4 separate regions of the Homo sapiens genome follow, and all the other regions are linked to region 1. Evidence: read pairs that join two places in POLR2A ChIA-PET (ENCODE). Cell type or tissue: HepG2. All regions are shown on one strand. Links, peaks and the distances in the headings refer to the core of each region. The heading gives the core; the rest is flanking DNA.

What was found. Peaks named below come from ENCODE experiments on the same cell type or tissue, not always from the same donor. Only the 100,000 strongest peaks of a DNase experiment are listed, where the experiment ranks them.
Region 2: POLR2A ChIA-PET joins it to region 1 with 13 read pairs; 8 of 35 experiments call an interaction of 5 or more read pairs at or near these places.
Region 3: POLR2A ChIA-PET joins it to region 1 with 13 read pairs; 8 of 35 experiments call an interaction of 5 or more read pairs at or near these places.
Region 4: POLR2A ChIA-PET joins it to region 1 with 35 read pairs; 3 of 35 experiments call an interaction of 5 or more read pairs at or near these places.

What each region holds. Positions count from the first base shown.
Region 1 is chr2:62,574,749-62,580,637 of GRCh38, reverse strand. No RefSeq gene overlaps it. Among named protein-coding and RNA genes, the nearest start is that of TMEM17, 71 kb to the right of the region's middle. RefSeq lists an enhancer at 1,661-2,860. In HepG2, for the core only: no CTCF peak of the experiment used is centred there; DNase peaks (open chromatin) are centred at 1,587 and 2,427.
Region 2 is chr2:62,464,622-62,470,510 of GRCh38, reverse strand. It overlaps a transcript of TMEM17 not described here. Among named protein-coding and RNA genes, the nearest start is that of TMEM17, 39 kb to the left of the region's middle. In HepG2, for the core only: CTCF peaks have their summits at 2,523 (motif pointing right) and 4,641; DNase peaks (open chromatin) are centred at 2,540 and 3,170.
Region 3 is chr2:62,454,751-62,460,639 of GRCh38, reverse strand. The region is part of intron 4 of LOC105374764 (a long non-coding RNA gene); the gene reads right to left. It also overlaps a transcript of TMEM17 not described here. Among named protein-coding and RNA genes, the nearest start is that of TMEM17, 48 kb to the left of the region's middle. RefSeq lists a silencer at 3,252-3,811. In HepG2, for the core only: a CTCF peak has its summit at 3,505 (motif pointing left); a DNase peak (open chromatin) is centred at 3,449; H3K4me3 peaks cover 413 bases.
Region 4 is chr2:62,523,961-62,529,849 of GRCh38, reverse strand. No RefSeq gene overlaps it. Among named protein-coding and RNA genes, the nearest start is that of TMEM17, 21 kb to the right of the region's middle. In HepG2, for the core only: a CTCF peak has its summit at 3,093; DNase peaks (open chromatin) are centred at 1,129, 1,839, 3,079 and 3,728.

The DNA of each region.
Region 1 (5,889 bases), core at 267-5,266:
ATCAGGTTATCTACAGTAACAAACAGCCCCAGTCTCAGTGGTTCAACACAACGAAAAGTTCACTGTTTGCTCAAGCTAGATGTCCAGCATGAGTAGGCAGGGAGATCCAGGCCGAGCTATTCCATATCAATATACGCCTCTACAATCACCTAAGCAGGGAGAAGAAAGTATGATGAATCATGAAGGGGCTCTTCAAGCCTCTGCCTACCAGTGACACATGTCCCTTCTGTTTCCATTTCATTGGCCAAAGTAAGTCATATCCCCACATCTAATTACAAAGGAGACAGAGGTGTGCAATCTTATATCCAGAAGGAGAAAAGAATGAGACTCTTTGGAAAAACCCTAATGACTACCACAGTAGGGGGGTGTCCATTTGGGAGGACTCCAGTGCCATCTTTGTGTTCTAGTAGCAGCTCTCAACTGAGATCAGGAAAAACGGCTTCCACATTTGTGTGTCTGGTAACCATCCTCACAAGTCAGGTACCTTATTTCCAAAGGTAGGTCTTGTCAATCGTTTTCTAGAGGGAAAAGCAGTAAGTCCTAACTCTTCTAAATAGGTTCACTATAATTTTTGCATGTTTAAAATAAGGTTTTCCCTAAAACCCAGAAACCATTATTGAGAAACAGCATAAATAGTGTAAGATTGATTCTCAGAGGCTCCAGAAATAAAACATGCTTCTATGTAGTGGACACTAACGATTGTCTGAGAAGCCTACCCTTTCTGAGTACTGTCCTTCTCTTCCACATTTGAACCATATGTTAAAAGTGATGGGATCCTGGCAGATATTCTGTTCAACATGATCCTGCCTCTAAGACAGAGCAGATTGGATCAGAGCTGGGCAGGAGTCTGAGCAAGGCTGGGCAAGAGTCTCTTCCCTAGGAATTCAGAGTTTGAACCCATAGAAACAACCTCAGGAAACAAGTAGTTTGGACTAATTGGTCTGGGTTTTCTGCTGATTGGAGATGTGACTGAGATTGTTAGTGCTCACTAACTTCCCAATGCTCATCTCATTTCCCAGTTTTCCTTGCAGTTAGGTTGAGGCCATGTGACTAAGTTCTGGCCAATGGGAAATAGACAGAAGTGATTATGAGATCATTTTAGGCCTAACTGTTGAAAATATTTCTCATCTCTTTTCACTTTCTGTTTCCCTGCCACAGTGACCTCGGAGGCCACGTGTTCCAAATGGTATAGTGATAGGATGGAGAAGTGCTGCTCAGCCCATGGAAAATTGTGACACGAGTTAGGAAGAACATCTTCATGGTTTAGGATTTCTTTTTTTCCTTTGAGACAGAGTCTTACTCCGTCTTACCCAAGCTTGAGTGCAGTGGCATGATCTCAGCTAGCTGCAACCTCTTCTTCCTGGGTTCATGCAATTCTCATGACTCAGCCTCCCAAGTAGCTGAAATTACAGGTATGCTCCACCATGCCTGGCTAATTTTTAGATGGGGTGTCACCATGTTGGCCAGGCTGGTCTCAAACTCTTGATCTCAATTGATCCGCCAGCTTCGGCCTCCCAAAGCGCTGGGATTACAGGTGTGAGCCATCACACCCAGCCAGGATTTATTTCTTATTTCAACATAACCTAGACTATCATGACTAACAAAACAAACACAGGAGTGGCTGTGTTGCACTGAGAAGCAAAGAAAAGTTGATTTACAAAGAGGAATAAAGATGATGTACATGCACAAAGGGGAGCAGAGTTAAGAAAGAGTCCCTGGGTCCTTCTCATTCCTGGTTCCAACCTCATCTTGAGGGCAAACCACATTTCTCTCCTTGGCTTCTATGACTCTCTTGCATCCCTATAAGTCCCTTTCCTATTAAGCCTGTACACAGAGTTTCTGTCCTTTGCAGCCAAAAGAAGTTACAACTAATATTCCTCTTACCTCAGTGCTTCAGTTTATGTTTTACTCATTTTAACACGAAGACAACTACATTAATAGGCATGGGTTCTGGCTTAGATTTCTAATTCCTTCATGCTTTTATTCTGTTCAGGAATGCCAAGAACTACAGCAAAATCTTGTCCAGATGTGATTCCACAGTACAGTCAGCCCTGAAGACACAATTCCAGAATTACAAATTTTGTCTATTTACCCAAAATGTAAGGTGGATAATCTTTTCAGTTTATTGGTTACAAATGACCAGCTGACAAGTTACTCAGCTTCTGCAATTGTGGTGAAATTCTAGAGCTACCAAGAAAGGGTCACTTGTTCAAGAAGAACAAGCTAAGGAATTGATTGGCTCTTCAGAACTTGTGCCAACTTCCTTTCTGCAGGCGGGCTAAATATTGGATACCTTTGAGAGAAGGGAAGCCATCATCTTAGGAAAAAAACCTCTCTCTGCTGTGAACAAGCTGAATGCAATCACAGAAACTGCAGACAAAAGAGCTTTTGATGACAGATATTGCTGATGCCTGGTGCCTTCAAAGGCATTCCAGGAAAGGTGAAGGAATAATTATGATTAACAATAACTCATGTTTCTTCCAGGATGTTACTCATTGAACCAATGGGTCACTTGAGAAATATGTCAGTGAGTCAGCTCACATCCAATTTGGCAAAAAGATCCTGGGCTCCCAAACTCTTTGCATTGAACTGAGTAAACCCAAATGAATACATTCTGGGGGAGAAGTAAAGGAAGGAGAACTGTGGTGGTAAAAGACAGAGTTGGCTCCTTCAGTCTCCACCTCCACAGTCCCACCCCCATATTTAAGTGGAATGAAATTATCAAGGCCAATGAAGAAAGTCTTGAGCATACCTTTAGAAAAGTTAAAGGACTCAGATGAAGGAAAAATACAGAAACACCACCAGGAAACAAGGAGAGTCTAATAACTCACCACACATCTAAAACAACATGAACTTATAAATTTATATTGCAACTTATACAGTAAGAGCATATACCAAAAGCCAGTTAAAATAATAATGGTTACAAATAAAAAGGAGTTTGGACTGGCTGGTCTAAGGTCTTTTATTCAAAATTCCATGATAAAAGGACTATATAGACTGATGTGGCTCAAGGGCCAAATTGGCTGTTGATGAAATTTTTCCTATGATAATGGCATTGAAATTCATTATTTTACTTTTCACTGCCCTTAGAAGAGTTTATTAAAATATAGGTACAATTTAAAGAAGAATTAAAAGCCCAAAACTGGCCAGGCATGGTGGCTCACGGCTGCAATCCCAGCACTTTGGGAGGCCGAGGCGGGTGGACTGCTTGAGCTCAGGAGTTTGAGATCAGCCTGGACAACATGGCAAAACCCTGTCTCTACCAAAAACACACACAAAAAGTTAGCCAAGCATGGTGGTGCATGCCTGTGATCCCAGCTACTTGGAAGGCTGAGGAGGGAGGATCACTTAAGCCCAGAAGGTGGAGGCTGAAGTGAGCTGAGATCACACCACTGCACTCCAAGCTGGGTGACAGAGTGAGACCTCATCAAAAAAACAACAACAAAAAAAAAACAAAAACAAACAAACAAAGAACCCAAAAAACAAAAAACTGTAAAACCCCATACCCACGTACTCACTACCTAACCTAGTTTAAGAATAAAACATTAACGAGTCCCATGCACCTGCCCCCAAAACCTCTCCTCTGTTCACTTCCCACCCATGGTTATCCAGAGGCTAATATTAATTGGCACTTTTTAAAAATTGGCACTTTCACGTTAATCATTCCCTGCTTTATGGTTTCACCACCTATGTTTACATACCTAAACAATATATTCTTTAGTTTTGAAAATTTAGTAGCTGTGTAAAAAAATATCAAAGTTCTATTAGTTGAAACCTCAGGCATGAATGCAACAGAATTTCTCGGCATCAGCTTCTTTAAGCATTTACAGGAGCCCTTTCTGGGGAAGTTAGTGGCCAAGGTCATACACCAGTCCTAGGAAACACAGGGCTCCATGCAGTCTGAGCACCTGGCAATGTTCTCAGGTGAGCCTGGTATTGAAGTCAGGCAGAAATAAAGTCAGAGGGTAGGGGATGCTATTTTCTAACTCACCTCCAGCTCTCAGATGTAGGTTTAAGCACAATCTTTGGTGAGATGCAATGAATGTCCTCAACTGATGCAAGCAGCAGGGTATGGAATAGAGAGCTGGAGCTTTTTCAGCAAAAGGTCATGACACAGTAAGAATCTGGACAAGCTCACTCAAGCATTCTATCCTGGGGTTGAAAAAGAGAGTAAAATAGCAGTGAAAACTTGGCTATGAAGGTCACCAACGTGTCTGTCTCTTGAGTCTCATGCTCCTCTCTGAAACAGTTGCCCTCTGTCTGTTGATAGCTGTCCTGGAATCTCTCTTCACTGTCCTTATGAGGATTCCTTTTGCCTTTCACCTGGGATGGATCATGTACTTATTGTATCCAAGATCAGACCACACAATTTGTGGGGCCCAGTGCAAAATGAAAACCTGGGGTCCCTTGTTAAAAAATTATAAGAATTTCAAGATGACAACAGCAGAGCATTAAACCAAGTATGGGGTCCTTCTATGTGCAGTATCCTGTGTGAGTATATGGGGTGATATCCACAAAGACAGCCCTGTCTATATCTCATGTCTCCCTCTTTCCTAGTTTACTTTTTTTGGTGGAACACATTCCCCAGTAGTTTGAGAAAGGGTGCATGTGAAATAAGTTTTTGAGGCTTAAATGTCTGAAAATGTCATTGTTCTGTCCTCATTCTTGAATGTGAGCCACTTTATTGTTTAACACTGCATTCTGAATATTGCTCCCTGGAATTGTACAATTCGGTAGCCCTGTTTGATTGATGGTTTGGCTGGGTATAAAGTTCTAGCTTTGAAATAATTTTCCTTCAGTATTTTAAAGGTATTGCTCCCTTGTCTTGTTTATAGTACATTGCTGAGAGTCTGAAATTATTTGGATTCTTAACTTTGTGTGACTTGTTTATGCCTTTCTAGAAGCTTACGTAATTTTCTTTTTTCCCCAGAGTTCTAAAAATTTACAACATGCCTTTGTGAGGGTCTGTTTTCATCCATACAGGCCCTTTTGTTCTAGCAATTCATGTTCATCAGTTCTGAGAAATTTTATTGAATTATTTCATTGATAATTTTCTCTGCTCCATTTATGTTTTCTGGAGCTCTTATAATTTGGATAATAAACCTTCTAGAACAGACCTCTCATTTCCTTACCCTTTCTCTCCTCTGTCTACTCTTCGTTCTACTTTTTGAGAAAAATCCTTAACCTTCTACTTTGAGAAAATTTTTAATCTTACATCCTAGTCTTTTAATTTTTTTTAATTTCTAAGAGCTCATTTTGTTCTCTAAATGACCTTTTATATACTATTCTATTCCTATTCTTCTTTCATGTATGCAGCATTTGTCTATTATCTGAGGATATGAGAAATCTTGTTTGTTTTCTTCTCCCTGCGTAGTCTCCATTGCTTCATGTTGCTTTTTTTTTTTTTTGTACTTATTTAGGTCTCTATCTTTTTCACTGGGGACTGTCCTCAGATATCTGGTGTATTAGTCCATTCTTCTGCTGCTATAGGATATAGCCGAGACCGGGTAATTTATAAAGGAAAGAGGATTAATTGACTCACTGTTCCGCAGGGCTGGAAAGGCCTCAGGAAACTTACAATCATGGCGGAAGGAGAAACAAACACAGAGACAGAAAGGAGAAGAATAAATGCCCAGTGAAGTGGGGGAAGCCCCTTATAAAACCATCAGATCTCGTGAGAACTAACACATTATCATGAGAACAGAATGGGAGAAACTGCTCCTGTGATTCAATTATCTCCACCTGGTCCCTTCCACCACACGTGGGGATTATGGGAATTACAATTCAACATAAGATTTGGGTGGGGACACAGCCAAACCATATCATCTAGTAATCCTTGGTTTTCTGCACTAAAAAAGCTGATTAAAAGCACTAGACAAGTGGGCAGGG
Region 2 (5,889 bases), core at 381-5,380, 110 kb after region 1:
GACACTGCACTCACCTGAAATACTACAGGCTGTGGCATGAGCCCAAATCTGCTCATGAATGTTTATCCCTCTGAGGGCAGCCACACCAGGCAGGGGAATTGAGGAAGCAGGAATTGAGAACTCTGCATGGGAACATGTAGATTTCGGGATTCAGATCAGAACCTTACAGTAGATTTGTCTTTGAGTGCAATGTCCCATTTAACTCTCTCCAGAGCCAGCCCCAGGATCCTGTGATTTGGAAGAGGAACTTTAGGACCTTGGAATTATACCCTAGGGGTGGAGAGATTGAGAGAGAAGTGCTCATAATACAGAGGAAAGGTGCCCCCAGCCAAGGATTAATCAGTGTAGTGGAGGAAGCAGACTAATCAAGATGTAATTATGCCAAAGGGAAACAAACCAACTAATGGGTGTCTTCTTAGAGCTCCAAGACCTGAAGGAAGGAGCAGCTTGCTGGCTCAGGGGTGAACTTTTCTTTAGGGGCCAGGAAAATGAGAGGACATGCTGGACATGTGGATCAAGGCCCGGGGAACATGGGGATACAAAGGCAGAGGCCCTGGGACTGGAGTGGGGATGGACTCTCTCAGGGACTGCGGAAAGGAAAGAGATCAGACAACCTGAGACAAACTTGCAGCCAGCCAGCAGGACCCAGGCTGCCCAGGCAGCCAATGGCCAGGAGACAGCCTGCTTCTAGAGCACCAGACACTGCGTCTTCTCAAAGACTGCAAAGTGTCAGCCAACAGAAAAGCCACCTGGGCCTCCTTGCACACTTTCCTATGCTCAGGAGCCAAGAATGTGCCTCCTTCTGTCCTTCTATCTTCCTGACCTCAGCAACTATACTCAGAAGAACAGCCAGATAGTCTTCAAACTGCTGTTTGCCTCCCAACACCTGGCAACAGGCAACAGGCAGACTGATGAACCAACAACTGTAAATGTTTGTTTTCTTTAAATAAAATTCCTTGGAAAGAGCTCTGAAAGTGAGGAGAAGAAATCCTAATTTGGCAACACCATTGAATGTTTGCATTTTCTAGGGCAATTCAATCTCTGGATTTTTAATTAAAGAAAAAAGAAAAGAATTAGCTGAAAAGATCTTGGCAAGAAGCTAAATGAGCCCATGCAGTTTGAAAATGAAGGTAAAAAGTCTCAGCAAAGTTTGTACTTCCCCAAGATCACACATGTGACGGGGTCAGGTGACCTCCCAGCCTTGCATAACATGTCCCATCCCACCCTGATCCCATCCTGGGTCCTCTTTGAGGGAAGAGGTTAGCAATCTCCACAAGCCCAACCAGTTCTATTTGGCCTGAACCTGAGGTTGGAATATGCCACTAGCCAATTTAGGTATGTACCTTCTTCTGTACTAAGTGTTGCCTGTATAGTGTACACATTTATGCTAACTAAAAATTAAATGTGTACCTGAAATATCATCAAATGCATTTGTACATTTCCTGGAACAGTAAAGGTATTGTTTGGCTTGGCCATCTGGGGATGCAATGACAGAGGGTAAAAGAGGTGGGTGGCTGCCATTGCTGGGCCTGACATGACATAGACCCTAATTGACCCCATGGTCTGCATTCAGAAATGGGGTATGTGGGCTTCTAGGTTACCTTTGGTTCTTGTTCCAAGGACAACACTTGGCTCTGTCAAACTCTGCTAGCTCTAGCTACCATGCCTCTAGCTAGTCCCCTCCCACCTCTGAGCCATCCCCCAGTTCTCTGACAGCCACACTTGATGGGCTTCAGCCCCCTGAATCGGCCTTGCTGGCAAACACAAATACAAGCATCCTTGGTTTCTTGCACATATATGGGACTGTCTGCTTATCAGCTGAACCATAAGGGTCTTGCAGTCTGGGACTTTACTCTTTGGTTCTCCCCTGTGTCTCCAAGTTCTCTCTATGGTGAACACTCAGTCCACTGTGACAACCCTCTCCCCCAACACCCACATGCACCCACATACACACAGTTCTATCTAGCAATCTAGAGGTTAAACGTAGATGTGACAAAAACATCAACAGCTCAAGTCAGGACCCCAACTGTAATTCCACTGGAAGTCACTGATATTTTAAGGGGCCAAAGATGACTGTCCCTTGGACTTCAGGCTAAATGTCAAACGAAGATGTGGGGTCCCAATCTTCTAATTTTTAGGGTCTTTTCCATGCTTTGAAAACCTGACAGGGTGTAGGCTAGTCCAGGGATGTGCTGGCATACCCTGCCCCCAGCTCTCCTGAGGCTAGAGAACACACGGCCTTCTCTCTTTGCTCAGCCCTGGGCCAAACCGCAGCCTCTTTAAGAGCCAGCCAGTAAGGCTGCTGGCTGCCTCTGTAGAGTCACGTGGAAGAGCACCAGGACAGGGCTCACCCAGCAGGGGTGAAGTGGAAAGGGGCTTTCCTAGAGGAGGGAAAGGGAATCACTCCAGCCCCCTGCACATTTGCCAAAGCCACATCAAACTCTGGGGCTACTGTTATACCACTAACAACTCCTCAACCCCAAGCCTTCCTAACCAGACCCAGCAGAGGGCATGCTGAGTACCCCGAGGATTTGCTTCCTCTGAAAGACGTCCTGAGTCCTGAGTCAACAAACACTTGGTTTCACAATTCGCATCTGTTTTCTGATTAGAAAAAAAAAAAAAAAAAAGGAGAGATGGCATGCCCACATGCTCCTGCAGGGAAGCTCACCCACCACCCCAGGCCCTGCCACCTGGCCTTTGCAGACTGTGTGAACCTCTGAGACTACTTGGCCTCCATGTCTCTGGAGCTTAGAGGAGCTCCTTAGGCCAGAAACCCTGACTTTCCCAGCCCTGAATCATCACAGCTCCACCTGGCCCTGCAGCCAGAAAACAGAGCCGCTGACTTTCAACCAAAGGGACACGCAGTTTGGGAGGATTCAAACAGGGTCATTACTGCTCAGTCTTTCAATGAGACTAAGCAGAACAAAGCAGGACTGAACCAGAAGAGACAAGTGCTCAGTTGGCACCTGAGGCAGAGCCCACTCTATCTCTATGAGGCCTTGGCTCCTGGGTGAACTTTCCCAGAAGTGTTTTGACAAAGACACTTCAGAAGTCTCTATAGTGCTTCCAAGTTCACATGTTCATCGAATGTTAAAGTAGGAAGGGACTTTTTGTGGGACTTTCGCAAGTCCTTTCTCCTTTCTGGGCTGCAGTTTGCTTATCTACACAATGAAGGGATTGGACTAGATCCGTGGGTCTCAATCCTGTCTGCACAAGAGAACCACCTGGGGATCCTGCAATCATGGGCAGGGAATGTCTGTGATAGCTTCAAAGTAAACAAGGGGCAGGTGCAGGGGTGGGGAGGCGTGGGCGGGGGGAAATGCTGCAACAGGACTGGCTAAGTGTTGAAATTGTTTAAATGGGATAATACGTAAATTGGGGGTAAGAGGGTGGGGTCATTCCATTCCCTGTTTTTCAGAATAAAAAGCTTAAAAAAAAGAAAAACCAAACCACTGATTCCTGGGTCTCACCTGGAACCTATTAACCTGGGCAACAGAGCGAGACTCCATCTCAAATAAATAAATAAATTAAATAAAATGGAATGTCTAAGGGCTCGGGGCCATGGAATTAGTGTTTCGAAAAAGGAGTCCCCAGGTGATGCCAATATGCAGCCAGGACTGAGAATGTTGGACGAAACACTCTCCATGGCCCCGCATGCAGCTGAGCAGTTGAGCCACCCACACCTTCCACCAAACATAGCAAGTCAAATTCAGGTCCCACTTGCTTTGACCTTCTACTGCTGTAGCTCCCCCTCTCAGAGGGGAGATGATGGGCGGGGTCAGCGCAAAGCCCTGCCAGGCTGCAGTCCCAGGTCCTCCAGTTGGTCTATTCTGCCTGGAAAGGTGGAACCCTCAAATAAGCTGCTTCCTAAGGCTTCCAGGGCCAAGTGTGCCAGCTCAGGGAGGGTGGCATCTGCACATCCAGAAAGTTCCAGACAGGACCAGTCCCTCTCCCCCATATGGTGAGCTTGAACTTAGCCTCATTTTCTGTCTCCTCATGTGGCCAAGTAGGCCTCCCACCTCTCTGAACATAGCAAGTCACACTCACATCGCATTTGGTTTAACTTCCCAGCCGACGTTGAATGTTCCTGGACTGTTTCCCAACATCCATTTTCTCCCTTTTGCGCTTCAGCGTCTGGGACCAGCAGGCAGGAAGCAGGCTGAGCTTGGATTTCCACCAAGGATGCTCAGCTTCCAGGGGCCCCTGCAGGAAGGTTCCGCTTTCACTGCCTCCCACCCCAGAGCACCAGCCACAGAACCCCTCCCCCACCACTACCACCCTGCAGAATCAAACCCTACTGGCTGGAGTTTATCCTTCACTCATTGGTGAAGAACTTTACATTCCAAACTCCTAGAAAACTTTTCAGAAGGTTTCCTCTCTCTCAGATCCTTTGTCCTTTATCAATGACAAGGGAGCTCTGCAGGGTAGTGGGGACCCCTCCTGATTTGGGCCTTTCTGAAAGGCAGGAACTTCTTGAGTTCTGTTGTCCCTTTTGAACAAAGGTACTTCCTACTGCCTTTCTCCAACTAAAACTGGCTCTCCAGTTTGGCATTTGAGGCCTTTCCTGCCTCATGTCCCATTATTTCCCTATTTTAAAAAAATTAAAAGACTTCTGCTTTTGCCTGTCTGGTCAACTTACGCCCCCTACCCACCTAAACGTACTGGGTACCTTTCCACATCTAAGTATCTGCTGTTGCTAGTCCTCCTGTTTTTGAATGGATTGCCCTTTACTTTACCTGCCACCCTTACTATTTTTCAAGTCAAATAACAAAAATAATAGAGGGTCAAACTTCTTGAGCATTTATGGGGCTTTAAAACAAACTTCTTGAGCACTTACTGTGTCAGTGCTAAGCACCTTATTTATATGTGTCATCTCTTTTACTCCTCACAAAATGCTGAGTCTTTTTTTTTTTTAATATAGACAAGGTCTCACTATGCTGCCCATCCTGAGCTCAAGCGATCCTCCTGTCTCAGCCTCCCAAAGTGCTAGGATTACAGGCCTGAGCTACTGTACCCGGTTGCTGAGTCACTTTTTAAGAAACTTTTCATTTTGAAGTTTTAGACTTACAGAAAAGTTGGAAAAATAGTACAGAGTTCTGTGTACCATTCCCCTAATGTTAACATCTTACACAAATATAGCACAATTATCAACACCAGGAAATTAATATTGGTACAATACTATTAACTCATACCTCCACAAATTTCTGATGTTTTTCTCATGATTATGAAACTGCCATTGCAAAATTATAACTGAGGCGGTGAAAGAGATCTGACCTAACCAACTCCATCTTGCTTCTCACTTCCAAGCTGTCCTTGTTCATTCCTAATTGTAGGCCTCACCGACTTTGGGAGGAACTTAGTTTATAGTTTAACTCTGAAACAAAGACCCATAACAGCCCTTTCCCAAAACAAATCCCCTCCCTGCCTGGGGACTAGACTGCCCTTGTAGGACTAACAAATTAGCCAAAAGATTAGAAATTATGGCTTAAGAGTCATTCAGCTGGAGGCTACAAGATTCTGACCCTCCCCAAATTGTTCATAGGGATAACATATCTATTGTAAAACCCAAGATCAGCGCTTGAGATATTTGCAGACCCTGCCCTTGATGGATCAGCTGGCACCACCCAGATCAATAAACTGCCTCACTTGATCTACCCCACTCAGGAACTGACTCAGCACAAGAAGATAGCTTCAACTCCCTATGATTTCATCTCTGGCCCAACCAATTAACACTCCTGACTCACTGACCCCTGTCCACCAAATTATCCTTAAAAACTCCGATCCCTGAATGCTCCGGGAGACGGATTTGAATAATAATAAAACTCCAGTCTCCCACACAGCCGGCTGTACGTGAATTACACTTTCTCTGTTGCAATTTCCCTGTCTTGA
Region 3 (5,889 bases), core at 340-5,339, 120 kb after region 1:
TGATAGCCTCTGAGCAACCTTTTATACATACAGTGGATAAAAATTTTTTTAAAAATACAAATATGGTCTGCTATTCAGGTGGATGCCCAGCTCTGATAACTGGCTTCCAGGAGAGGGAACATAATGGTGAAATGTTGAATTTTAAAAAGGGAGTAAAAGGTTTGTGGGTGAGAGTGACTAATGGCCCTGAGACATTTATGACAAAAACGTGGGAGCACCGTGGCAGAAAGAAAACTAGAAGCTCAATGACTGAGACAAAGACCCAGCAGCCACGCTTGGGTGGGCATGGCGCTCCATGGCTCCCTATGATGGCTCATCTCAGCTACTCAACTGCTGCAAAGGGAGGAGGGAAAACTGATCAACTCATGGAGCCTCAATTCCATCATCTGTAAAATGTGTGCAGCAGTCATTCCTACCCATTGGTTTGTTGTGAGGATTAAATAAGGTCACAGCAGCGCTGGTAGATGCTTTTCCTGAGACCAGAGTACACAGTACCTTGGCCTGATTAATTATATGTAACTATCTACAGGCTGATGTAGAAGACAGAGGCACTATTCAGTTACTCACAGTAACAGGCATGAGCCCCACTCTCCCCTATTTTCATCATGTTCTGGTTTTATGAAACGTTTACCTTACTTTGCTTGCATAAGGAAAACCATTTCATCAGGACCTGAGAAAAATCTAGTATTCAAAAATGATTATGAGTGGGGCACGGTGGTGCCCACCTGCAGTCCCAACTACTTGGAGGCCAAGGTGGGAGGATCAGCTGAGTCCAGGAGTTAGAGGCTACAGTGTGCTATGATCACACCTGTGAACAGCAACCATACTCCAGCCTGGGCAACATAGCAAGTCCCCATCTCTATTTTTACAGAATAAATATAAATTCATTTAAAATGATCATAGCAAAACAATATTTCAAAACAATATACAATGGCATTTGGGTTGATTGTATGCATTCTCTTTTTCTCTCAGGTTAGGAGCTTATGCAGACTACATGAAAATTAAGTATTACAGTTTGTTTGTAAAATAAGTTAGTGTGTAAAATAAGTTAGTTTGTAGTGATTAAAAGCATTAGCCCTGGTTAAGCTTCTTGTAAAATCCCTTGTTGTGACAGCCGGGAAAGTGAGTTAATGAAAATTCTGATGCTCTATCAAATCAGTTGGTCAAGAAACTTGGTCAGGAGGTCAGAAACATGGGCCCTGCCCGAGCAGCAAGTCACCATGACCCAGGCCAACCTGAGGACAAAGGCCTCAACTATTCCTTGAACCATGCTGATAATCAGGACATTCCGAAGAAACAAGTGATGTGGATTTCAGTGACGTAAGTAAGGGGCCCCTGAGGGTCACAACAAGGCCTGCCTCTTTGCAGCTGCAGCTGCTGCCCTCAAGAGCTGAGTCAAGGTGGAAGGCAGACCCCTCAACTACAGAAATGCTGCCTGATATTCATGAAAACCACCTCTGACTCCCAATACCTGTGGCATTCTCCCTGTCATATCTGAAATGTCTCCCTCCAGGGAACAATTATCCAACTATCTTACAATTTTCAGTCAGAAATTCTACAAGCAAGGAAACCACATGACCCAAAAATTATACTCCTGGATATTTATCCAAGAGAAGTGAAAACATATGTCCATATGAAGTCGTACACAAATGTTCCTAGCAGCTTTATTCATAATAGATTGTGAATCTGCCTTAAAGACTGAGGCCAAGTTTACTTCAAAACCAGAATTTAGTTTCTCCTCAAACTGTCTGCAGAGTTCCATCTTGGCATCACGAGGGACTCTTTTGATTAGAGAGGACAAACACATCCAAGACAGCTTTGGACCAGCTGTCACGCTCACAGATGTCTGGGAACCCCAGAGCATTGCCTCGCCCTGAGTTGCTACAGACACGGGCACGCTGTCCAGGAGTAGCAAGAACCTCACCAGAAGGCCCAACTTATCCTGGGTTCTCTCCTTTAAACATTTTCTGGCCTTACCATCAAAATCCAAGCATTCACGGTCTGAATCGCCAGAGCCAGGTTGCAGAGTGCAATGAGTCCCATTCAGCAGCACCCCATGCGTTACCACAATGCTTCGAGATGGGTCACGCTCTGCCCATTTTGCAGATGGGGAAATCAGTCCCTACAGAGGTGAAGTGACTTTCCCAAAGCCTCATGGCTGGTGGATCTTGGGCTGACATTGAACCCACGTGGTCTGGCTCCTACAGTAACTGAGGGCGTGCACTTACACGTGGAATGAACTGCTGAGAATGATCTAGGAGCTGGAGCCAAGGGGAGCAGAAGGGTCTGGTCCTGTGAGGACATGCGCTGTAGATAGGTCTGTCAGCTGGGCCAGGCTGCATTTCCTGTCGTGCTCCATCAAGAGCAGGCTTGCCTCACGGACACACCTATGCCCATCAGCTGGACTTGACACCTTCCTGGGATCCGCCCAGACTAAGAGATGGGATTTTAAAAGGCTTGAGTTCTAACCTTGGCCCTTTACAAGAATTTGCTGAGTGATTCCTCACAACACCCTCTGCAGTAAGTGCTGTTAGCTTCCCCATCTGCAGTAAGTGTCATTAGCCTCCGCATTTAACAAGGGGAGGAAACAGGTAGAAAGGAGCGAAGTGTTCCCCCATCTTCTGCCACCCAGCTAGTAGCAAAGTCAGATCTAACACCCGGGTCTTTTTCTGACCCCAGATCTGGGCTCTAATCTCTGATTTCTCTGAGGCTAGAGACATAAGCCATGAGGAAAACGTTGGTGCAACAAATGAAGGTCTTAGCTCCCTTGCAGTGGAATAGCCGTTCCTGGGTTCAGCGGCAAAGCAGTGAGGGTAGCTGAGGCTGCTGGAGGCAACCGCTCAGGCCAGGCCACAGATAAAAGTGAGAGCGCACCCAGTTAAACTAAGGCCTTAATTACAGGCTTCGTTTAGAGCCTAGCAGCAAAAGCTTGCTGCAGCCCCACAGGTGCTGGACGCTGAGGAGTTCCCACCAGCCTGGCTCAGCCCTCTGCACCCAGGCAGCCCACCCCACCCCCACCTTCCGAAGGTAGAACCACGAGGACTTCCGAATCAGATGCACTTTGGAATGTGAGATGCTCGGTAAGAAGCTCATTCCAAATCTAGAAGTTCACTGGTATCGGGATGTCCTTCTCAGAGCTTTCGGTGCACAAAGAAACGGACATCTCTGCCCCTGAGGCCGCTATTCCTCACCATGCTACCAACCCAGGCTCAGCTCTCCCTCCGGGGCCTTCCCGCCGCACCCAGCCCTTCCTCCAGGTCCGCGACGGGGAGGAAACCCGGCCAGCCTCCCAGCCCGCAACCGTCCACTCCTGGCTGCCACACCCAAGGCAGTCTCTGCCTTCTCTAGAGCGAGAGCGCAGCGGGCCAGGGGAGAAGTGGAAAGACACAAAAGGCTGCGGGGCTGGGACGGCGAAGCAGCAGCCCGCACGGCAGGGGGCTTGGCAGCGGCGCCCGGGGTCGCCGATCCCCGGCTCTCGGCCAGCCCAGCCCAGCGACCCTTTCCGCGGGGGATGCTGGCCCCTGCTGGCCGCGCGAGAGATCGCAGGGTGGCTATCGCCTCGGGAGAGCAGAGAGGCCCGGGACCGGGAAGCGGTGCCCGCCCCGGGAAAGGGGCTGAGCTCTCAGGGCAGCAGCAGCACCCGGCCCCCGCGTGGAGGTGGTTAGCCTGGAGGGGAGCTGGGAGAAGGCAAGGACGGGAGGACCTGGGCGCGAGGCCCCAAGTTCTGGTCCTGTCCCCGCCGCCACCCTGGTAACAGTGCTAGCTGCCTCAGCACCTCCAGGCTCACACGTGCTATCAAACGCCTCATATCATAGTTTCTAGAAAGGAGATGAGTCAGAAGAAAGAGGTGAGAGGTCTCTAGCATGACTGGCTCTGGTCTCCCTCCAGGGCCTACCTCCAGAAGACTTCCTTCAGCCTGATGTCTTCCTCAAGACCAGCCAACCCCGAACCATGAGCTGATGGGGCCACGTGCATTTCACAGGTTACTGACTGGGTGGGCTGAATGATGGCCCCCAAAGACAGCCAGGTCCTAACCCCTGGAACCTGTGAATATTACCCTACATGGCAAAACGGACTTTGCTGGTGTGACTGAAAGCCCTTGAGTGGGGAGATTATCCCGGATTATTCAGATGGATCTTAAATGTAATCACAAGGGTCCTTCTAAAAGAGAGGCAGAGGAAGATTTTACTACAGAAGACAAACAAAGCCATATGACAAAGGAAGCAGACAGAGAGAGAGATTTGGAAATGCTATGCTGCTGGCTTTGAAGATGGGTAAGAGGCCAAGAGCCAAAGAATGCAAACACTGCAGCTCTGGATGCTAGAAAGGGCAAGGAAATGTAGAGCCCCTGCAGGCTCTGCTTACCCCTTAATTTTGGCCCAGTGAAACTGATTTCAGATTTCTGATCTGCAGAACTGAAAGAGAATAAATGTGTGTTGCTTTCAGCCACCAAGTTTGTGGCAATTTGTTACAGCAGCCACAGGACGCTAATACATGACCCTTTACTCTCTGACTCTTGTACTCAGCACTTGGGATCAAACAGTGAACCCGATAAACCTCTACACCTCCCAGGGAAATTGACCATCTCTCTGTCTCTGGATTTTAAAAAGGAACAGCCACGTAGACATTTTATCAAAGATATATGAATGGTCAATAAACACATGAAAAGAAAATGCACAAAATCATTAGCATTAGGGCAATGAAAATTAAAACCACAATGAGATACCACTTCATACTCACTAGGATGGCTATAATAAAAGACAATAACAAATGTCAAAAGTGTGGAAGAACTATAATTTTCATATATTGCTGATGAGATTGTAACATGGTACAACTGACTTGGAAAATAGTTTGGTAGTTTGTTTGGTTTTTTGAGACGGAGTCTTGCTCTGTCGGCCAGGCTGGCGTGCAGTGGTGCAATTTCGGCTCACTGCAACCTCTGCCTTTCAGGTTCAAGCAATTCTCCTGCCTCAGCCTCCCGAGTAGCTGGGATTACAGGCACCCACCACCACACCCAGCTAATTTTTGTATTTTTAGTAAAGACGGGTTTTCACAATGTTGGCCAGGCTGGTCTTGAACTCCTGACCTCTGGTGATCCACCCGCCTTGGCCTCCCAAAGTGCTGGGATTACAGGCGTGAGCCACTGTGCCCGGCCAGTTTTTAGAAGTAATTTACCCAAAATAAGCACATACTCCAAATATATGTGCATATAAGAACAGAAGCTATGAATGTTCATAGCTGCATTATTCATAGCTGCCCAAACCTAGAAATAAATGTTCACCATCAGTGAATGAAAATGTGGTATTTGCAGTGGAATATTACTCAGCAATATAAAGGAACAGATTACTGTTATGCTACAATATGGAGGAGTCTCAAGAACATTACACTAAGCAAAAGAAGCAAGACACAGAAGACCACATATTGTATTATTTATATGAAATGTCAAGAGGCAAATCCATAGAGACAGAAAGATTAGTGGTTGCCTGGGACAGGGACAGGGTGGGAATGGGAATGGGAATGCTACAAGTAGGAGTATCTTTGGAGTGATAGCATTTTAAGGTTGGATTGTGATGGTGGCACAACTCAAAATGAATTTTATGATATGCAAATTGGACCTTCAATAAAGCTGGGTCTCGGCTGGGCACAGTGGCTCACGCCTGTAATCCCAGCACTTTGGAAGGCCAAGGCGGGCAAATCACTAGGTCAGGAGATCGAGACCATCCTGGGCTAACACAGTGAAACCCTGTCTCCATTAAAAATACAAAAAAGTTATCCAGGCGTGGTGGCAGGTGCCTGTAGTCCCAGCTACTCAGGAGGCTGAGGCAGGAGAATGGCGTGAACCCAGGAGGCGGAGCTTGCAGTGAGCTGAGATCGTGCCACTGCACTCCA
Region 4 (5,889 bases), core at 641-5,640, 51 kb after region 1:
CCCATATAATACACACAAACCAAACAGCACTAATGCTTTCCTCATACAAATCTGTGTGGTTAAAATTGGAAGCACTTCTTTTCCCTAAAAATCATAGGCTTCTTGCTGAGTTAAAGAAGCATTTTGGTCATCACAGAAGAGTAACACAAAGTGAACAATCCACCCCACGACTAGGAATGAAGCCACTCTTTCTCCAGCCTCCTCTTTTGCCCCCTCCATCCTTATACATTATGTACTGCCGGCCTCCCCGGTATCTTGCAGGGATCACTGTCTGCCACTCGGGATGACATCTCTCGCCTTGGAGTTTTCAGACTGGAAAAATCCTGACAGCACTGTACCATTCAAACCTGAACCCGTCTCTCACCCCAGTGGCAGACTGTTAAATAAAAAACTCTGTCCTTCCCCAAAGCTTTTAAAGGATCAATGTTTCCTTTATTTAAGTACAAAACAAAGTAAGGAATACCCAACTAACTTGCTATAAGCAAAGAAATTTGAAATTCTAGTCACATCCTGAAAAAAGTTAAGAGAGCTTTTTTCCACAGGAGGCTCCTACTAATGCCTTGTGTGACTTTCCAAAACGCTCAGGCAGAAGAATGCTTCAGAAATTCAATCTGGGATTTGCTGCCCCACCTACTCCTATAGGGCCAAAATGCCAAATAAGCTCTGAGAAATGAAGCCTCAAAACAATTGCCAAGCCATTTTTCATTCCCTTAAATTTCCAAAGATTAACATAAGATGGAAATGTTGGGTACATTTGCATGTGTTAACTAAATAATGTTTATTAAATGCCAACCACACCTACACAGGTTGTCCCCTTCTTCTCTTAGCTGACTACAATTTGCTTCTATTATAGTATTTCTTATAACAGTAGAAAAATGACTACGATAACAACTACAGGAACTTTTACTACAATAACAGTAACCAGTAGCCTTCATGGTTCACCATGACAGCTAAAATAAGGATAAATAGAAAAGAGTTCAGTGAAATATTTCCATTGTGCTGTACCATGATTCATATCCATGCTTATTTCCATCATTAGCTACTTAAAAGATGGTTTATAGATCTTTTGAGTTTCCACCTAAGACAAAACTAGAGGAAATGGACCTTTGGACCTGACTTTGGTGTGATACTTTCTTCATAGCTTACAGAACATCTTTGTGTTCATAATTTCCTTTCATCTGCTCAGTAGGTATTTTCGATTGAGAAATTGAGTCTGAATTCAAGTAACTCAGCTAGGAAGTAGTGACGTTTAAAATCAGGCTGTCCAACTCTTTTCACTATCCCATGTTTGCCTAGGTAGATGAATATAAAGACGATATGACATAAGGAATGTTAATATGAGAAACATTCAAATATAAAGAATATAGAAAGATTAAAAAGAGGATTAGATAGAATACATTAAAAGACAGTCTTGATTTTTTAGAATACACACACACTCAAATATATGTGTGTAATATACATCACTATAATTTTTCAAACTTATAATCTATAGATTTTTCTTCTATTTCTCTTCTAACAAGGCTGATAGTGTTCATGAATTAAAAACTAAACAAAACCCATTGAAACGAATGTGTGCGTCTGTTGATTCATTTATGGTGGTGTTGACACTGGAGCTGCTTGTCGGCTATCTTCTCACACATAATAATTATTATTTACTGATGGCAAAGCTCTGTGGATGTGACCAAAGTGCCAGTGACATAAAGAAAAGCCTGTTTAAATGATCTGCAAAGCAGGGCCACAGCTGTAACTTTGCCCTGGCAGAGCCTGTCAAGTAAATAGCATGATCTTTTCAAACACAGCCATATTATTTTCTTCCTGGCATTTGTAATTTGTTAAAACTCTCAGTGTGCATGCCTTTCTTCCTAATAACAATGGCAAATGGCCAATCTCTGTACTTATCTCTTGCACACACATTACTTCTATGTATATTTATCTAGTTTTTATATTTGAAGGAGTCGCATATGTACACAGAAGAATGCACCTAACTACAAATTTTAAACGACATTCTGTGACTGTGATGGTATGATATAATCTATAGCTCAGTGATAAAACATTCAAAAATGCCAAATAAAACAACTTTGTTTAGAGATGATATAAAAGTAGCCTAACATCAACTGCTGGCTTTAGAAGAAAAACCCAGTACCATGATGCTTCAAAACTGCTGATATTTGGTTTTGTAAGACATACTACATCTGGTATTTATAGGCTTAGTCTTATTGCCAGAGCCCCAAGAGCATCTACTGGGATCCCAGCCATTGTCTACCAACTTATTTGTGCCTTGGTAGACGTGTGAATATCCAATAGTTTTTTTAATTTAGATTAATTGGATTTTCAGTAACTTTTATTTTATTCATAACTTAAAGCTTAGATACTAAAACAAGAACTGACATCACTGCCAACAAAATTTATCTTTAATGCAAACCCCTTTAGGCATGACTTTTTCCCCCATACAATTATACAGTCTCAGGGTTTGAAGAAAGCTTGAAGATTATTGAAACCAGCCACTCTTTCCAGACAATTTAGTGCACTAAATTCTGTTAAGAGTCAAAGCTCTGGAAACAGACTGCACGGGCCTGAACTCAGGTTTTCATACTTATCCGCGGTGTTATACCAGACAACTCTTTTTGTCAAACATTCTGTTTCATTTGATAAATGGGATGAAATAATGTCCCTCAATGGATTGCCATGATTAAATGAGACAGTGCATGGTTCAGAAATATGAGCTCGTGGCTGGGCATGGTGGCTCACATCTGTAATCCTAATGCTTTGGGAGGAAGACGTGGGAGGATTATTTGAGGCCAGGAGTTTGAAACCAGCCTGGACAACATAGCAAGACTCGTCTCTACAAAAAAAACTTAAAAAAAAAAAATAGCCAGGCATGGAGATGCATGCCTGTAATCCTAGTTACACGAGGGTGAGGCAGGAAGATTGCTTGAGCCCAGAAGGTCAAGGCTGCAGTGAGCCATGATCACACCACTGTACTCCAGCCTGGGTGACAGAGCAAGACCCTGTCTCAAAACAAACAAACAAAGAACAATGAGCTCTTTAGTTCCTAAAGCCTTAGAGGATTCTACAGCATTCCTACCACATGGTTACTTAGCCTTTAGCTGAAAACCTCTAGTGACAAAGAACTGTTCACCTCTTAAGGCACCCCATCACAGTTTTGAATTACTCTGACTCTTAAAGTTCTGCCAGAGTTTATATCTCTCTTCCTCTTGCCTGTCTGTTGACACTGGTTCCCGGGGCCTTGGGGTTGGCGGGTTGGGGTGGGGGGGTGGGGGAGGGTGTAGATAATCCCTGTTTCGAATAACAATTCTTCTTTTAAATAGTTGAAGGCAAACTAATTCGACTCTTTTTTTCCCTCCTGTGAGTCTTTTTTCCCCCAAGTGAAATATTCCTAAATCTTTTCTTCATGTACCATGGTTTTTAAAGTCCCCTCATTGCCACCACAGTTATTTTCCTGCAAATCTCTTTTAGTTATTTCCTCACAACATGTGGAATAAGTGTGATACATGTAGCTGTGAAACAGCCTAGGAAGCTACTAAAAAGTTAAAAGCACATGAAATTCAACTCTGGATAATGAGTTTTTATATCTTCATTTCCAATCTTTATACCTTTTACTTTTCTTTTCTTGCCTGGTTCAGTACAGAGTAAAAGAAAGGAGCAGTAGTAGACAGCCTTGTCTTCTTGATTTTAAAAAGAATGCTTCTAACATTGAATTTTGTGTCAGCAAGCTCTACTTTATGTCAAGCAAATTCTAGCTAAACTTGGACTATGTCCATTGGAAATGGAGGTGTGGTTTTAAGAAGCACAAAAGTTTCCTGAGAAATGTTTAACTTTAATGCCTGTGATATTTGTATCAGACAACCTCAAGCAAATTTAGGAGTCTAAATAAAAATGAACAGTTGAAGCTGTACTTTTTATCTGCCTTGATCACTAAGAAAATTTGTCTCAGCCATATCTTGAGGATGAGGGAGTATTTTTATTACACAGACTCTCTGCCCAACAACTGTTCAAATATTAACCAATAAAATAAATAATCTCAAGCATATCTAAATCAAACATACTGTGAAGCCTGGTCCCTTTGACAGTAGTGTAGGACTGTAGCCTCTCTGGTTCTGGAACTTAACCTTTATTAATGTTGCCCAAAATCCCAGTAGTTTTTCAGCAGCCAAAGCACACTGAAGCTGGCAACCTCAAAACTCTTCCATCTAGAGGTTATCTAACTGGTATCCTGAACCTAAGAGCTGGTCTTTAATCTATTTATATTAAATATTATAGAAGATATAGAATTTGAGGATGTCTGAGTATGACATAAAAACAATTTTCTCAATTTTATCAATAGTTGGCAATAAGAATATGTTATTTTTATAATCAAAATTGTTTTTTAAATGTGTTCTTGTTAGAAGTAGCCATTGTTCAGCCGGGCACGGTGGCTCACGCCTGTAATCCCAGCACTTTGGGAGGCTGAGGCAGGCGGATCACGAGGTCAGGAGATCAAGACCATCCTGGTTAACATGGTGAACCCCATCTCTACCAAAAATACAAAAAATTAGCCAGGCGTGGTGGCAGGTGCCTGTAGTTCCAGCTACTGGGGAGGCTGAGGCAGGAGAATGGCATGAACCCGGCAGGCGGAGCTTGCAGTGAGCCGAGATCTTGCCACTGCACTCCAGCCTGGGCCAAAGAGTGAGACTCCGTCTCAACAACAACAAAAAAAGAAGTAGCCATTGTTCCAGCTTGTAAGCACCTATTAAATAATATGCTTTCCATTAGTGAATTTGATAAGCGCCTGTTTTCAACAAAGGTGATAACAGTGTTTAATAGAACAGGGTCAAGGCAAGAAACTTACATTTAAAACAACAACAACAAAATCCTCCCTACAGGCTGAAGCAATTCATTAATTAGTATCCTTTGGGTATGTTCACTTAACAAGTTTCTAATTAACTGATTTATTAAATATATTCACATTTAATGAAAATTTTTGAATTTTGTCCATAAGATATTGCACGTCTTAGTGAAATACTTTGCTGAAGCCCAGATACACATTTTTTTTCACATTTCCTGGATAGATTAGTCCTTTCCGATTGCAAGGAAGAGAGGTTCATTCAGGTCACCTCAAGAAATGGGCTTTTTTCGTAAGATTACACGTACTATACCTAGAATTAAATAGCTCCCAGGAGCCAAGGCAGTTCTGGACAAAATCTACTCTGCATCTCTGGTTTATTGCCTACATGGTACCTCCTTCAAGTATCTGCTTCTGTTTTAGGATCTTATTTTGTTATTTTGTTGTTTCTGTTACTGACTCACCAGTCCCTCCTACACTGCCCTATTCCAAATCACAGAGAGAGCTAATCTGATTGGCCACTGCTGTGCAGGGAATATCCCAACTCTACTTCCATGAACAGAGGGCTGTGGATGAGGCATTTTCATCTGGAAAGAAACACTGGGTATGATAGGCATTATCTGGTAATTCTAGCAAAGAAAAAAGTGAGGTTAGAATGATATAATTTGCTCGTAGTAAACACAGTCTGCCTAATAATCACCAATTTTGCTTCTAAATATACTCATGGATCAAAGCATGGGGAGAAAAAAGGAAAAAGATTTTAAAGGCTGGGTGCAGTGGCTCACGCCTGTAATCCCAACACTTTGGGACGTCAAGGTGGGCAGATCTCTTTTGAGGCCAGCCAGGAGTTTGAGCCTGGGCAACATGGTGAAACACCATCTCTCCAAAAAAAAAAAACTTAGCCAGGTGTGGTGCCGTGTGCCTGTAGTCCCAGCTATTTGGGGGGCTGAGGTGGGGGGATGGCTTGAGCCCAGGAAGTGGAGGTTGCAGTGAGCCAAGATTGCACCACTACACTCCAACCTAGGCAACAGAGCCAGACTCTGTCT